Regions from separate parts of the Homo sapiens genome. Here region 1 is linked to region 2. The links are chromatin contacts, found by Hi-C or POLR2A ChIA-PET in ENCODE. All regions are on one chromosome and are shown on one strand. The core of a region is the stretch at or near the end of the contact, and the rest is flanking DNA. Distances in the headings are between cores, read along the strand shown.

Evidence for each region. A loop is a pair of places that touch in the nucleus more often than their neighbours do. ChIA-PET counts read pairs that join two places held with the same protein, here RNA polymerase II (POLR2A). Pooled maps may share reads with other maps.
Region 1: a loop to region 2 is called in a map of endothelial cell of umbilical vein, with 5 times the contacts of the local background. The contact joins two enhancer-like sites. A Hi-C loop is called at or near these places in 8 of 168 maps with a recorded cell type or tissue (MCF 10A, PC-9, ascending aorta and 4 more) and 3 of 50 pooled maps. POLR2A ChIA-PET finds 5 or more read pairs at or near these places in 7 of 52 experiments (MCF 10A, OCI-LY7, PC-3 and 4 more).

The regions. Positions count from the first base shown.
Region 1 is chr12:13,122,584-13,129,233 of GRCh38, forward strand. No RefSeq gene overlaps it. Among named protein-coding and RNA genes, the nearest start is that of GSG1, 22 kb to the left of the region's middle. RefSeq lists an enhancer at 2,218-2,719. Within about 2 kb of position 2,653, at least 2 of the 41 ENCODE cell types and tissues checked have a DNase peak (open chromatin) inside an H3K27ac peak, as active enhancers do; they include PC-9 and endothelial cell of umbilical vein, where a contact is called at or near this core.
Region 2 is chr12:13,160,990-13,168,043 of GRCh38, forward strand. No RefSeq gene overlaps it. Among named protein-coding and RNA genes, the nearest start is that of EMP1, 32 kb to the right of the region's middle. RefSeq lists enhancers at 4,257-5,456, 4,586-4,880. Within about 2 kb of position 4,687, at least 15 of the 41 ENCODE cell types and tissues checked have a DNase peak (open chromatin) inside an H3K27ac peak, as active enhancers do; they include PC-9 and endothelial cell of umbilical vein, where a contact is called at or near this core.

The DNA of each region.
Region 1 (6,650 bases), core at 1,403-3,902, 40 kb before region 2:
TCAAGACCTAATCACCTATTAAAGGCCTGACCTGCTACTGCCATCATATTGGGGGTTAGGATTTCAGCATATTGATTTTAGAGGGACACAAACATTCAGTTTCCAGCAGTCATTTGTCCAGTTGTTTACGTGGTTTCATTGCAATGAGGGGAGGGAGGTGGTGATGGGTGCTTCAAGGGTGGACAGCAAAGCAAAGTGCTGCAGAGAAATGAGTGTATTGGGCCAACCAGGAAGCCAGTCTGATCTGACCCAGGGTAAAGAATGGGAGAATAGAGACTTCCAATGCTAGGGTGAAGAATGCAAATAGAACTCAGTGACTGAATCATTGAACATCACAAGAGACTTCATGGTGGTGTGGACTGGTGGATAGAGTGTGGCTTGGGCATCGGGTAGAGATGGGTTTGAATCCTGGATCTGCTACCTATGAGGTGTGACCTTGGAACTTTTACTCTATGTCTCAGAGTTTCTCATCTAGAAAACTGTGGTAATGATACCTACCCCATGGGGCTGTTATGAAGATTGTCCATAAAACAGATACATCTAGCATGGTGACTTCGAATTATAAATGCTCGATAAATGGTAGCTGTTATAGATTGATCCTGATGGAATGCTAGCCCTGGAAGGACCCTTACGGCATATTTAATCTAACCTGTTTATTTTAGACATGAGAAGAAATGAAGCTCAGAGCAGTCAGCTAAGTGACCTGTTTGCTCAACCTTGCCAGGGGTGACAGAAACTTACTCATTGAACACTGATTACTTATCAAGGGCTTGATCGTGTGCAGTCAGACATTTATTGGTTGCTGACTCGCTGCCAGCAGACAGACAGCAGCATCCTCTGGAGACACAGGTGATGTGTTTGGTTATGGCTTACCCTGTAGTGGGGGCACTGTCCTCTCTTAGCTATGGACTATCTGGATGTAAACCAGTGAAGTCCTCTGTGATGTAGCCAGCCTACCAGCCCTTCAGCCTCACCGCCTTCCTTCAGTTCCTCAAAACTGCTCTACTCTTTGCTGCCACTTAGGGCCACTTCACTCAGCCAATTCCCAGTCATTTTTTAAGGTCTCAGCGTAAGTGCTGTTTTTCCAGAAAAGCCTTCCCAAATGCCAGCAGTGAGGTGAGGTTGCCTGTCATCTGCCCCCTTAATGCCTGGGTCTCCTCCTTCACTGCGCCTCTCCTGACATCATCAGTACCCACCTTTTCCACTAGGGAATCTCTGTAAGAGTGGAAATTGGTTGGTGTTGTTCACTGGGACACCCCCAGGGCCTGGCAGAGAGTAGATGCTTAGTGAATGTTGGTTAAATGACTGATTAAGGTTTGCTAACTGCAAACCTTAATTCGTTGTTCCAGAATTTTGGAGTTGCTGCTTGGGATGTAAAAAATACACTAAAAATGGAGTAGTTCTTAGAGTATTTCTTCCCAAAAAAGGCAATGAGGAAGGTTATACTGATAGGTACATATTTATGTAATATGTATTCTACCTACCGGCACAGAAACAGGCATTGCATTGCCCTTATGCTTCTCAGTTTATCTTGCAGTGACACTTCATCATGGACCACTTGGTCCAAGGACTGGTATTTGGAAACTGCTCTCCTAAAAGTCACAGCCATTAATTAGCTGTAGCAATTGCCATTGCTCTACATTACTAAGGAAAGCAAATTTCTGAGTCCCAAAGGTTTCCATGACAAATCTACCAAATATACAACCTTCTTTTATATCTTCATGGCTCAATTTTTACCCTAGCTCTACTTTTTATTTTTTAAATGAAAATCTTACCTTGTCATGGTGGCTTATTTAGTTCCCAGGTCAGTTCACACTGTCCAGTGTACAGTGGTGCAGGTTGCACCCTGCCAAGTGTCCCCAGCTGAGGGAAGAGTGAGCTCCGTCTCCAAACTGTGTACCCAAGTGGGGTCTGGGTCTGTTAGGGAGACAAGGCCACATGTTTCTAGTTCACACAAAGGAGAAAGGGCAGGAGGTGATGGCCGTCCAAAGAGTCAATAGAGTGGATTAATTTGGAGCATGTGGGCTTTGCAGGAAGATGTGCATAGGTTTAGATCTTTGCCCCCACCACTGTCCGTGTGACTTTTGGCAAGTTTGTAAGCCTCAGTTTTCTTATCTGTAAAACAAGAATAAAAGCAACAGCAACAACAAGATCTGTTTTATATGGTTGTTGGAAGGATTAAATGAGCTCATGCAGCAGAAGGCTCAGCAGAGTGGCAGGGCTTCATAAATGCTGCCTGTGTTGATCATTGATGGTTCCAGGAAGCCCTGGAATGTCTTATGGACAGAGAACTCACCCGCTGTTTCCTGTTTCCTCCTCCTCACCTTATTGCCCTGTCCGAACAGGTGACTCCCTTCATGTCCCCACCATCTCATTTACTAAAACCAGAAACCAAGACATCACCCTAGACAGCTCTCTCTCCTCCTCCCTCACTTCAACATCTAAGCAGTCTCTAAAGTCTATGAGTTCTACCAGCTCACCCTCCTTCCCCCGACCTTAGCCCAGCTACTTGGTCCAGAGCAGCCTCATTCCTATTTTGGACAATGGCAGCACCCTCAGACTGGCCCCTGCCCCAGTTGTTCAGAAATGCAAATCTGAGCTGATTGCTTCCTTGCTTAAGACTATCCACTGGTGCCCTCTTTATCTACAGGATAAAGCCTGCATTTCTTTGGGATTAATCATGGTTTTGAAAGACCTAGCCTGTCTCCTTACTGCTGCTATCACAATCCCTGTGTCCATCAACAGGGCATTCTCGGTGCACTTTCAACAGCTTCATGGCATTTCCTGTCTCTGTGCCTTTGACATGTTGTTCTGCTTTCTAGGAATGCTGTTGATGATGACGATGAAGAGGAAGAGGCTGAGAGTAACAGTAACAGCTGCCATGCATTGGCGATTTACAACAATAACCGTTTTCTGTGCTCAGTGCTTTGCATTCATAATCTGTCTTTCCCCAACCTTGGTTACCTGGTGAACTCCTCAAATAGAATTATGATTTTTCTTTTTTGAGATGGAATCTTGCTCTGTCACCCAGGCTGGAGTGCAGTGGTGCGATCTTGGCTCACTGCAACCTCCGCCTCCCAGGTTCAAGCAATTCTCCTGCCTCAGCCTCCTGAGGCGTGTGCCACCCCACCCAGCTAATTTTTGTAATTTTAGTAGAGATGGGGTTTCACCATATTGTTCAGGCTGGTCTTGGACTCCTGACCTCATCATCAGCCCGCCTCGGCCTCCCAAAGTGCTGGTATTACAGGTGTGAGCCACTGCGCCTGGCCATAGAATTATGATCTTTAGAAATATATCGTTGTGTTGGTTTATGGGAGTGCTTCACCTGGAATACAGAGGGCTTGACTTTACTGGGCCCTTATTTGAGCCCACGTTGTCATGTGTGGTAGTCAGTGATGCCCTCCTACTCATTTTAAAAAATAGACTTTGGTTTTTAGAGCAGTTTTAGGTTCACAGCAAAATTGAGCAGAAAGCACAGAGTTCCAATATATCCTCTGAGCCCTTGCCCCAGCCTCATTATCAGCATCCCAAGCCAGAGTGATACATTTGTTATGACTGATACATTAACACATGAGTATCACCCCAAGTCCCTAGTTTACATTAGGGCTCCCTCTTGGTGTAGTACATTCTATGGGTTTAGGCACACGTGTAATGACATGTATCCACTATTATAGTGAGACGGAGTACTTTCCCTGTGCTACAAATCCTCTGTGCTTCATCTCTTCATCCCTCCCTCAAACCCCTGGCAACCACTGATCTTTTTATTATCTCCATAGTTTTGCCTTTTCTGAAATGTCATGTAGTTGCAATCATATAGTACATAGCCTTTTCAGAGCAGCCTCTTTCACTTAGTAACATGCATTTATGTTTCCTCCATGTATTTTCATGGCTTAATAGCTCACTGTTGTTTAGTCCTGAATAATATTCCATTGTCTGAATGCAAAACAGTTTTTGAAGGACAAAACTGAAGGACATTTTGGTTGCTTCCAAGTTTTCGCAATTATGAATAAAACTGCCATAACATCTGTGTGCAGGTTTTGGCATGGGCATAAGTTTTCAACTCATTTGGTTGAAACCAACCAAGGAACATGGTTGCTGAGTCATTTGATAGGAGCATGTTTTGTTTTTTGAGAAACCGTTGAACTGCCTTTCAAAGTGGTTGTACTGTTTTGCATTTCCACCAGCCATGAATGAGAGTTTCTTTAGCTCCACATTCTTGTCAGCACTCGATGTCATCACTGTTCTGGATTTTGACAATTCTATTAAATAATAAGTGCATGGTAGTATCTTATTTTAATTTGCAATTCTCTAGTGACATATGATGTTGAGCACCTTGTCATATGCTTATTTGCCATCTGTCTATCTTCTTTGGTGAGGTGTCTGTTTAAATCTTTTCTCCATCTTAAAATCAAATTGTTTTCATAATTGTTGAGTTTGAAGAGTTGTATATATACATATATATATATATATATATATGTATATGTATATACACTCTGTCACCCAGGCTGGAGTGCAATGGCACAATCTCTGCTCACTGCAACCTCTGCCTCCTGGGTTCAAGTGATTCTCCTGCCTCAGACTCTCTAGTAGCTGGGATTGTAGGCACCTGCCACCATGCCCAGCTAATTTTTGTATTTTTAGTGGAGATGAGGGTTCACCTTGTTGGCCAGGCTGGTCTTGAACTCTTGACCTCAGGTGATCCACCTGCCTCGGCCTCCCAAAGTGCTGGGATTACACGCATGAACCACCACGCCCGGCCTGCATTTTGGATGACAGTCCTTTATAAGATATGTCTTTTGCAAACATTTTCTTTCAGTCTGTGGCTTGTTTTCTCATTCTCTTGAGCTCCTACTCATTTTTCTTTCTTTCTTTTTTTAATTTATTTTTTTCTACTCCCCAGATTGGAAGAGCTCCTACTCGTTTTTAAAGCACAGCTTGGGACTCAACTTCTGTGATACTGGAACGGTCTCTTTCTGTCTCCAGAAGTTGATCACTATTGACTCTGTGCCATTACTGTGCCTTTTACAAATATCCATCATATTGTAAATATTTACCCATCAGACTGTAACATTCTCGGGAAGAGGGAGGGACATGCCACTCATTTTTGCATTTCCAGAGCAAAGCATAGTATCTGGCACTAGCTAATGTGTGTCGTAGTATATGTGTGTCGAGTGAGCTAAAGGTGTACAATGAGGACCCAAGTGAGCAGGGCACCCCTGCTTCCCTGAAAAGCACTGGGTGAGTTTTCCTTCAGCAGAAGTAGTGAGAAATGTGCTCTGTCTTCTGGTCTTGTTTCCATTACATCCTTACCTGGACACAGCCTTTTTTTTTTTTTTATGGAGTCTTGCTCTGTCACCCAGGCTGGAGTGCAGTGGTGCGATCTTGGCTCACTGCAACCTCTGCCTCCCAGGTTCAAGCGATTCTCCTGCCTCAGCCTCCTGAGTAGCTGGGATTACAGGCATGCGCCACCACGCCTGGCTAATTTTTGTATTTTTAGTAGAGACTGGGTTTTACCATGTTGGTCAGGCTGATCTCTAACTGCTGACCTCAGGTGATCCACCCACCTTGGCCTCCCAAAGTGCTGGGATTACAGGCGTGAGCCACCACGCCCGGCCTGGACACAGGTATTTTTAATAGATCCCAGATGTAAGCCATCCCTCCCCACCAGAAAAGGGGTGGGTGATTAGAGGCCGAATTCCTCCCCAGTCAGGGCAAATACATTTATAAATTGCTCTGGGGGTCTTCGTGGGCAAGAAGCGTGTCTGTCGCCTGCATATAATTTTCTAGAGTGTGTCCCGACTCAGCTCTTCCCACTCCTTTTTCCATTTCTGCTTATCATTTAGCTAGAATCTTCACTGTGAAGGAACAATTACCATTCTGTCTGCCTCCACAAAGTCTCATCTCCTGAATGGAGCTGTAAGAGCGTGTGCATGTGCGTGCTCAGGTGGTGAAATACCTTCTGAATTCTTCCACGGGTCAGAATCTTGCAAACTTAAGTCAAAACCCTTTCCTTGCTCTCTTCTCCTCCCTCTACTGCGACCTTCCTTCTGTTTTTTTCTTACTTCTCATCTCTGCCTCCCTCTTTCCTTTGGCTTGCAGTGTTTTTGTAAAATTCTCCCCTTCTTGACCCCATATAATCCCTGGCATGTAGCTCAGAATGCATTCCATTATATCTAAGAACACTTTTCTCTCAATGGGGCTTCTATTAAGACCAGACCTTGCATCCAGAGTTGGTTTAAGCCCTAAGGGGATGAAGTTGGGAGAAGAAAGAATTTTCACATGATTTATAGGCTTGTGACCATTTGACTTATAGACATGACTGCTGAGACATTCAAATGAAAAGTAAAGAAAAATCCAGTAAAAGATCAGCAGATGTTTTGTCTGCAAGGCTTGAGACTTTCAAAGTTAGGCAGGAAAAATGTGGATTCTTGACTGAACTTTGCAATTTTCACAGGGTGTTTTAGGGATATTTAGGTAATAGTCATTATTAGCATCTCGAGTCAGTTTAGATAATTAAAAAAGTTAGCAAACTATTGCAAGATTGCTGTAAAAAGTCCAAATAATATAGAAATCTACAGAGCAGAAGCTTAAATGTCCCTTCTGCCTTCCTTCCTCTCCCTCCATTTCACTCTTTTCTGAGACAAATTCAA
Region 2 (7,054 bases), core at 3,437-5,936:
CACTGCAACCTCCACCTCTCAGGTTCAAGTGAGTCTCATGCCTCAGTCTCTAGAGTAGCTGGGAGTACAGGCGTCCGCCACCACACCTGGCTAATTTTTGTATTTTTAGTAGAGACGGGGTTTCGCCATGTTGGCCAGCTGGTTTCGAACTCCTGACCTCAAGTGAGCTGTCCGACTTGCCCTCCCAAAGTGCTGGGATTACAGGCATGAGCCACCGTGCCTGGCCAATATTCATTTTTAATGTAGATTTTCTATAGACACTCCTCTCCTCTGCCAGTAGGGGCAGTTTTGTAAATTCTTTTTTTTACTTTGTGCATTTCTTTTTCTAATCCTTGTCTTATTTCACTGTCTAGGACTGACTGGAAATGTTGATATAAGCATTATTGTCTTACTCCTGACTTTAATGCAATTGCTTTTAAGATTTTACCATCGAATATAATGTTACCTATAGTGTTTTAGTGAATACACTTTTGAGATTAAGACTGTTACGTTTTTTCTTTTTTCTTCATTGGATAGGCATAAATGTTTTACTGTTGATAAGATGTTTTTCATGACAAAGTTAAATTTTGGCTGTTTTCCATCTATGAGATGATCAGATTTCTCCCTTTAATCTACTAATGTGGTGTGTTAATGAAAAGATTTTCTAATATTGCATTCCACATCATTAAACAATTCTCTAACATTTTTCAGCATTCATTCAACATCTTCAATCCTTCAATGTTATGGGTTGGAGATCTATTATGTCAGGTGTAGAAATAAAGATAAATAACACATAGTCCCTTTCTTCAGAAAGCCTATCATTTCTTTTGAAAAGTAAGAGAATGAGAAGGGGGCCTGTAAGTAACATGTATTCAGTGTTTGCTATGTGCCAGGTATTCTTTTAGATGCTTCAGAAATGTATTCTGATTTAATTCTCCCAACAACTCTATATGATAAGTACAATAATTTTATCCATTTTATATATTAGATATCTGAGGCTTCCAGAAATAAGTGATTTGCTCAAAATCAGCACTCAAACCAAGACTCCGTGGCCCTAAAGCCCAGGCTCTTGCAATATAAGTATCATGGTTATTGAAAGCACGGAGAGTCATGTTTAAGTTAGGTTTATGATTTCCAGAAAATATTGGATTTAAATGATTCCTTCAATGAGGGGGCAGGCATGAGATAGAGGGGAGTGGTAGACAGCAGTTGAAGCAGAGGAGGCTATGGGAGGTGAGCAAAATCTCAGGGTCAGGAAAGCACAAGATAGCCCAGGGACCAAAGGGTAGACCGGTTAGCTATGATGTATACATTGTGTAAGATGATGTTGGGAAGTAAACGTAGAGAGATAGATTAGCAGATTATCCCATGAAAACGCTTGTGATGACATGCAACACAGATTGGAGTAAGGAAAGCCAGAATCTCAGCAGGAGGCCGTGGCTACTGTCAAAGTGAGCAATAGTAACAACTCTTCCTTTGCTCCTCATTGATCTTAGGATGGAGTCCAACCAAATACCTTACCTTGGTTGACTAGACCTGACATAGTCTGTCCCTTTCTTTCTTCTCCAGTCTCATCTTACCCCTTGCCCTCTCAGCTCCAGCCTCATTGGCCTCTCTGTTTCCTGAACCTCCTATATTCCTTTTAACCAAATAGTCTTAGAATAAATTGTTCCATCAGTAAGCAACTTTCTTCCTCTTCTGAGCAGGACACCTCCATTTGTCTAGTCAATTTCTACTCATACTTGATGTTTCAATCCTTAATTGTGTTCTTCTCTTTCAGGAGTACTAATTTCAGTGTATAGCTCTATTTTCATTAGAGTTTTCCTGAGCGATGCTTGTCTCTTCTCCCAGGTTATAAATTCTGTTGCTGGAATCGGGAAAGTCTGAGTCTGTTTTTGCTTACCTAATTCCTAGCACAAAGCCTGGCTCAGAGTAGACACTTGATATATATGCATAGTTGTTAAATGAATGAATAAAAAAACAATTTATCTGAACTATGGAGGGTGAAGTCAGTAGAAATAAAATGAGTAAGGAGGAAAGGAGATTGCTTTAGAACTCTCCTTTTTACTTGTTAGAAAGAAGAGCTGACTTACTTGGTGATTGACTGAACATGGGGATGAAACAGGTGAAGGAATTAGGAATGGTTTTCAAGCTTAGCTTCCAAATGAGTAATTGAGAGAGAAGTATTATTAACAGAAACAGGGAATCCAGAAAGATGATGAATTTAATTTTAGATATATCAAATAACTACGAAGACCCTGAGGAACATATCCAATAGGCGTTTGCAGGTCAGAGTAGTCATATACGGAGATACAGATTTGGGACACGCTTTCAAAATGAAAAGCCATCCATTTAAGAAAGTGGAATTAACTAGAGAAACAGAATAAACAGAATAGCAGAGGCCCTGGGAACTTCATATTGACACATGTCTATTGAAGGAGGCAGTAAAGAGAAGAGGAGTTGATTAAGGTGACAGAGCAGCAGACGGGGATGACATGAGGGTTGAGTACTGTCACAGAAGCCAGAGGAGAAGTGGATCCCACTGAATGGAACATCAACATTGCAGAGGAAGAACGAAGACCAAAAATTAGGCATTGACCTTTAGACAATTCCTCATTGACCTCTGGGAGTAGAGTTTCTATAGAACACGAAGTGGGACAAAATACTGATTTTCGGGAAAGAAGAGACTGCTTGTACAGACCACTGATTGAAGAAGTGTGGCAATGGCAAGCAAATATGAATAGGATTGTAAGTAGAGTGAATGGTGGAGGAGACATCAAGGAACATTTCTCGAGTTATTAGAAGTCTGTACATGCTTATAAACACAGAGGAAGTCTGTGGACAGGAGAAATTGAAGGTGCAGTTGAATGGGAAAAGGGAGTATACAGGGCCAGCCGTGCTTATTGAGGGAGGAGTTTTCCAGAAGAGATGAAATAGGTGGTGTGGCTAACTTGAGTAAAAGAGCTTGCTCTCTCTCTGAGACTATCATTTCTCATCAAGACTGCGGAAGAAATTGAGGAGGGAGGGGAAACTGAGTGCGCAAAGGAAGTGGAGTAATAGGGAACAGGCTTCACATTCCCAGCATTCTCCACTTGCACAAGCTCACACTGGGGAAAAACATGAGTTGTTGCCCTGGAGCAAGCTGCCTGTCTGCCAGGCCAGTAGTGAACCAGCCCCTTTCAAATGCTCCAGACCTATGAGAACCAAAAAAAAAAAAAAAAAAAAAAAAAAAAGGAGAAAAAAAGGTAGCTTCAGGGCTGACACATGGCAGCTGCGTTCTGGGAGTTGGGCTACTGCTGGCCCTGTCCATGCCCCTCTCTGAGGGCTGTTGGAAGAGGCGCTTTCTTATGTACACAGGTGGAGGAACCCACATTTCCAATCTCCAGCCCCACCTCTGGCCCAGCCCAGCTGCAGACACCCTTCCTTTGGGCTGTGAACTCGACTGCATGGTCAAGCCTAGGGCAGCCTGAAGCCAGTAATGAAAATCCCTGGCATTTCCTCTCATAACCATTTCCAAAGGGCTTTCCCCAAATATGATCTCATTCCATTCTCATGGCACCACGGCATTTTCATCTCCAATTTAGAGATGCCAATCACTAAGCGCCTCTAGAGAGGCCATGCAGTTAATGGTATCTAGGGCTGCTGATTTGAAAACCCGGGCTCTTCCAGCCATCTCACATGGTCTGCATCTGACTGATCTCCTTTGGTGGTGAGAAGGTGGGCTCTGGGGTTTGGGAGATGAGAATGACGAAAAACACCTGTATTAGCCATCCCGCCTGAGTTGCCAAAGGTAGCCACCTCCGTCCGTGGGTCAGGAAGCCATTTCCATTTCTGCTAGAAGGAACTGATGGTGCCTATAGATTGAAAATCTTCCCATGAAAAGAGAAGCAGAGCAGGCAATTGTTATGTGTTTGGTGGTGTTGGTATGTGGGGCATGAAGAGGAAGGAGAAATGTCTAAGACTACATTCACCAATCTTAAGCAAACTTCATTGCTTGAAACACAAGAGGGAAACGGCTGACTTCCTTCGTCTTCACCTTGGATGTGTGAAGGTTCACCCCAGGTGAAGGGCACTGACCAGATGTGTGACCTTGGGCAAGTCACTTCATCCCTTTAGGCTTGAGCTTCCTTTCCTGGAAAACAACGAGACTGAAATAAATGCCTAAGGTCTTACTAACTCGAATAGTCTCTGAGTCCAGGATTCTTAGGAAAATGGAAATCATTAGAGCAGGAAGGGAAGAGTTTCTTCTTGGGGACTTCTGGTTCAAGGCCTGCCTTCCTGAAGGGGCAGTTCAATCATTAATAGGTCTGTGAAAAAGCATCATTTTCTTAGGGATGGAGCATGCCCTTATACTATTTGCAAAACTAGCTAACTAACTAACCAACCAGCTAACTAACCACCTAACTAACCAACTAGCCAATTAACTACCTAACCAACCAGCTAGCTAGCTAACTAACTAACTAACTAACTAACTAACTAACTAACTAACTAACTAACTGAAACTAACACCTGAACAGCAGCCACAGTGTGGGGAAGGAGCAATTGCAAATACCCTTTTCTTCCATTGCAAACAGGGACGGCTCCAGCAGTTGGATGGCAGCCCTGGGTTTCCTGACATAACCTGTAACTGCTTGGTGCTCTTCAGCTTGCAGGGCACAGGCAATTTTGGTTTCATGCGGCCATGCCAAGTGCAGACAGAGGCCCCAGCTGCACTTTCAGTCACGTGACCTGGTGACTCAGGCCCTTTCTGGTTCCTGCTTGTCAGGGTATGGGAAAGGTGAGAAACTACTTTGCAGTGGCTCTTTGGGAGGGTCTAGGGATGAGCAATAGTTTGTTATTATACAGGTTGCCCTGAACCCTTTTTATATGAGCATAATAAAGTTATCTTATAACCCCAGAATTGCCGTTTTCAGTTGATGTCTGCAGAGTTGCTGTGTTCATCTCCTGTCTCCAGGAGTAAGCCAAAGTCATCTGAGGGGAAAAAAACAATCTACATTTCACCACTTCCTTTAATGAAATAGTTTGGTATTTAACCACCTCATCACCAGAAATGTCTTTTATGCTAACCTGAATCCACCCTGCCATGTTTAAGCATAATTCCTCTTACTTTGGTAGACAGAGTGGAAAATTTGTTCCACAATGGCAGGAATGTCTACATAACCTTAAGAGAAGATGCTAATTCCAACTTTATTTTCTCTTCTCTGCCTATCTGTAGCCTCTGTTCTTTCAAACTAGGTTTCAAATTTACCTCTTTTAGGAATCTTTCACTGTTGAACCCCTCCTTTCTACAGAAGAGACCAGAACACACAGGCTCAGAGTTTATTTTCTAATGCGTTTGTTCTTATTGATGTGCTATTTTGAAAACGCTTTTGAGTCTATTTCAGGGCACAGTGCTCTGTATTTGCAGGTGGGATGGATTCTCTTTAATGCAACTGTGGTGTTGTGAAAAGCGCTGTGGCCTCGGAGTCAGGAATCCTGGATATGTCACTTACCAGCCGTTACTTGAGGCAGGTTCCTCAATCTCGGAGAGGTTCAGATTATTCCTCTGGAAATCAGAAAATGAGGCTCTAACTCCTGGAGTCACTGTGAAGATAAATGAAGGAATGTATATGAAAGTGCTGAGGATAATGGCTTGCATTTAACAGGTTGGCCCATTGACACTCACTCACATACTCTGAGGGACCAAAACTTCTATTTCTATTGTTTTTCTCCATAAGGCCTCACTACACTGCTCTGTCCACAGCATAAGCTTAATGAGTGCCACAAACTGACTATCTATTTGGTACCTAAGAACAAGCAAGCTGGAAAGGGCTTAGGGCCACTTTACGGTCTGGGTGAAGTCTTGAGAAGTCCAGGATGCGGGTCCCCCTTCCAAGTAGGTCACAGGAGATGGCTCAGTGTGTGTCTCTGAGCCAGGGAACCGGATAAGAGGCAGGATCCATGAAATAGGAATCTAGGGGTAACAGAGGATTTGGTCCTAAAAGAGATGTCTGGTGCAGGCATGTGCCAGAGAAAAAGGGGCCAGCAATGTTTCTACTAAAACCTATTCCTTGTAACTTCACCAGCTCTTAGAGTTCACCTTTGCACTGCCGGCTCCATTTTCCTGCGTCACTTCAACAAGCCAATTTCCGGTCCTTATTGGGACTGTGGGAGGTGGGGTTTCTTTATCCAGGTGCTCAGTTTGATTACCTAGGAGAGATAGATGTTATTGATGTTAGAGTAATTTCTTTTCCCTGGGAAACGCAGGCTTTCACCTCTGCCTGGTTCCTTAGCCCTTCCTGCACACGCAGGTCAGAGGCTTGGAGATGGCTGTGGCCATGCTCTAGTGAGTGCAGGTGACAAATCCCAACACTGATCCAGTTTGACTCCAGGGTGAAATGGGCAGGGATGACTCACAGGTTGAGGAACCCGCTCCACAAAGGCTCTGTGGAAGGAAATGATGTCTGGGTGGGAAACGGGCTTGCAGCCTTGGGATGAACTAAACCTGGAGAGATTACTGAGGGCCAGGGAGGGGTTTATTTATAGAGGGTGAGGCCTTCTCTTTTTCCCACTAGGCCAGATGAATGGAGAGGTGAGGAAAGAAGCCTGTTGGGAGGCCACATCTATTCCCCAGCTCATCTCTTCAGTCAAAGCCTGGCAGAAGCTGCTCATTTATTTTTCTACCACCAATTCCCTGACCCAGTTCCCTGACCCAGGATAGGATATCAGGTGGTAAATCAATGCTTGCATGTGGTGATTTTTGTTTTGTGGACCCTCAGATGCAGACAGCCAAGCTAAACACATTCCTCAGCCACACTGTTGTTAGTAGGCTGTGTAAGGTCACATTCTGGTTTTATTTTGGTCATTTGCTTTTTTCCTTTCATCCCTTATCTTCACTTCCATTTCCCTTCTGTACCTCCCTTCCCTATTCCACACTCTACCTGTACCCCTGACTCACTCATGGCATTCTAATGACAGAACAAGAACCCCGTGCATGTGCCCCTATGGCTTTGGCAAGAGCTTCTCTGGGCGTATACCAGCCTGTGGGATCGTTGGGCCATAAGGCATAGGAGTACTTCATTTCACTAAATACTCC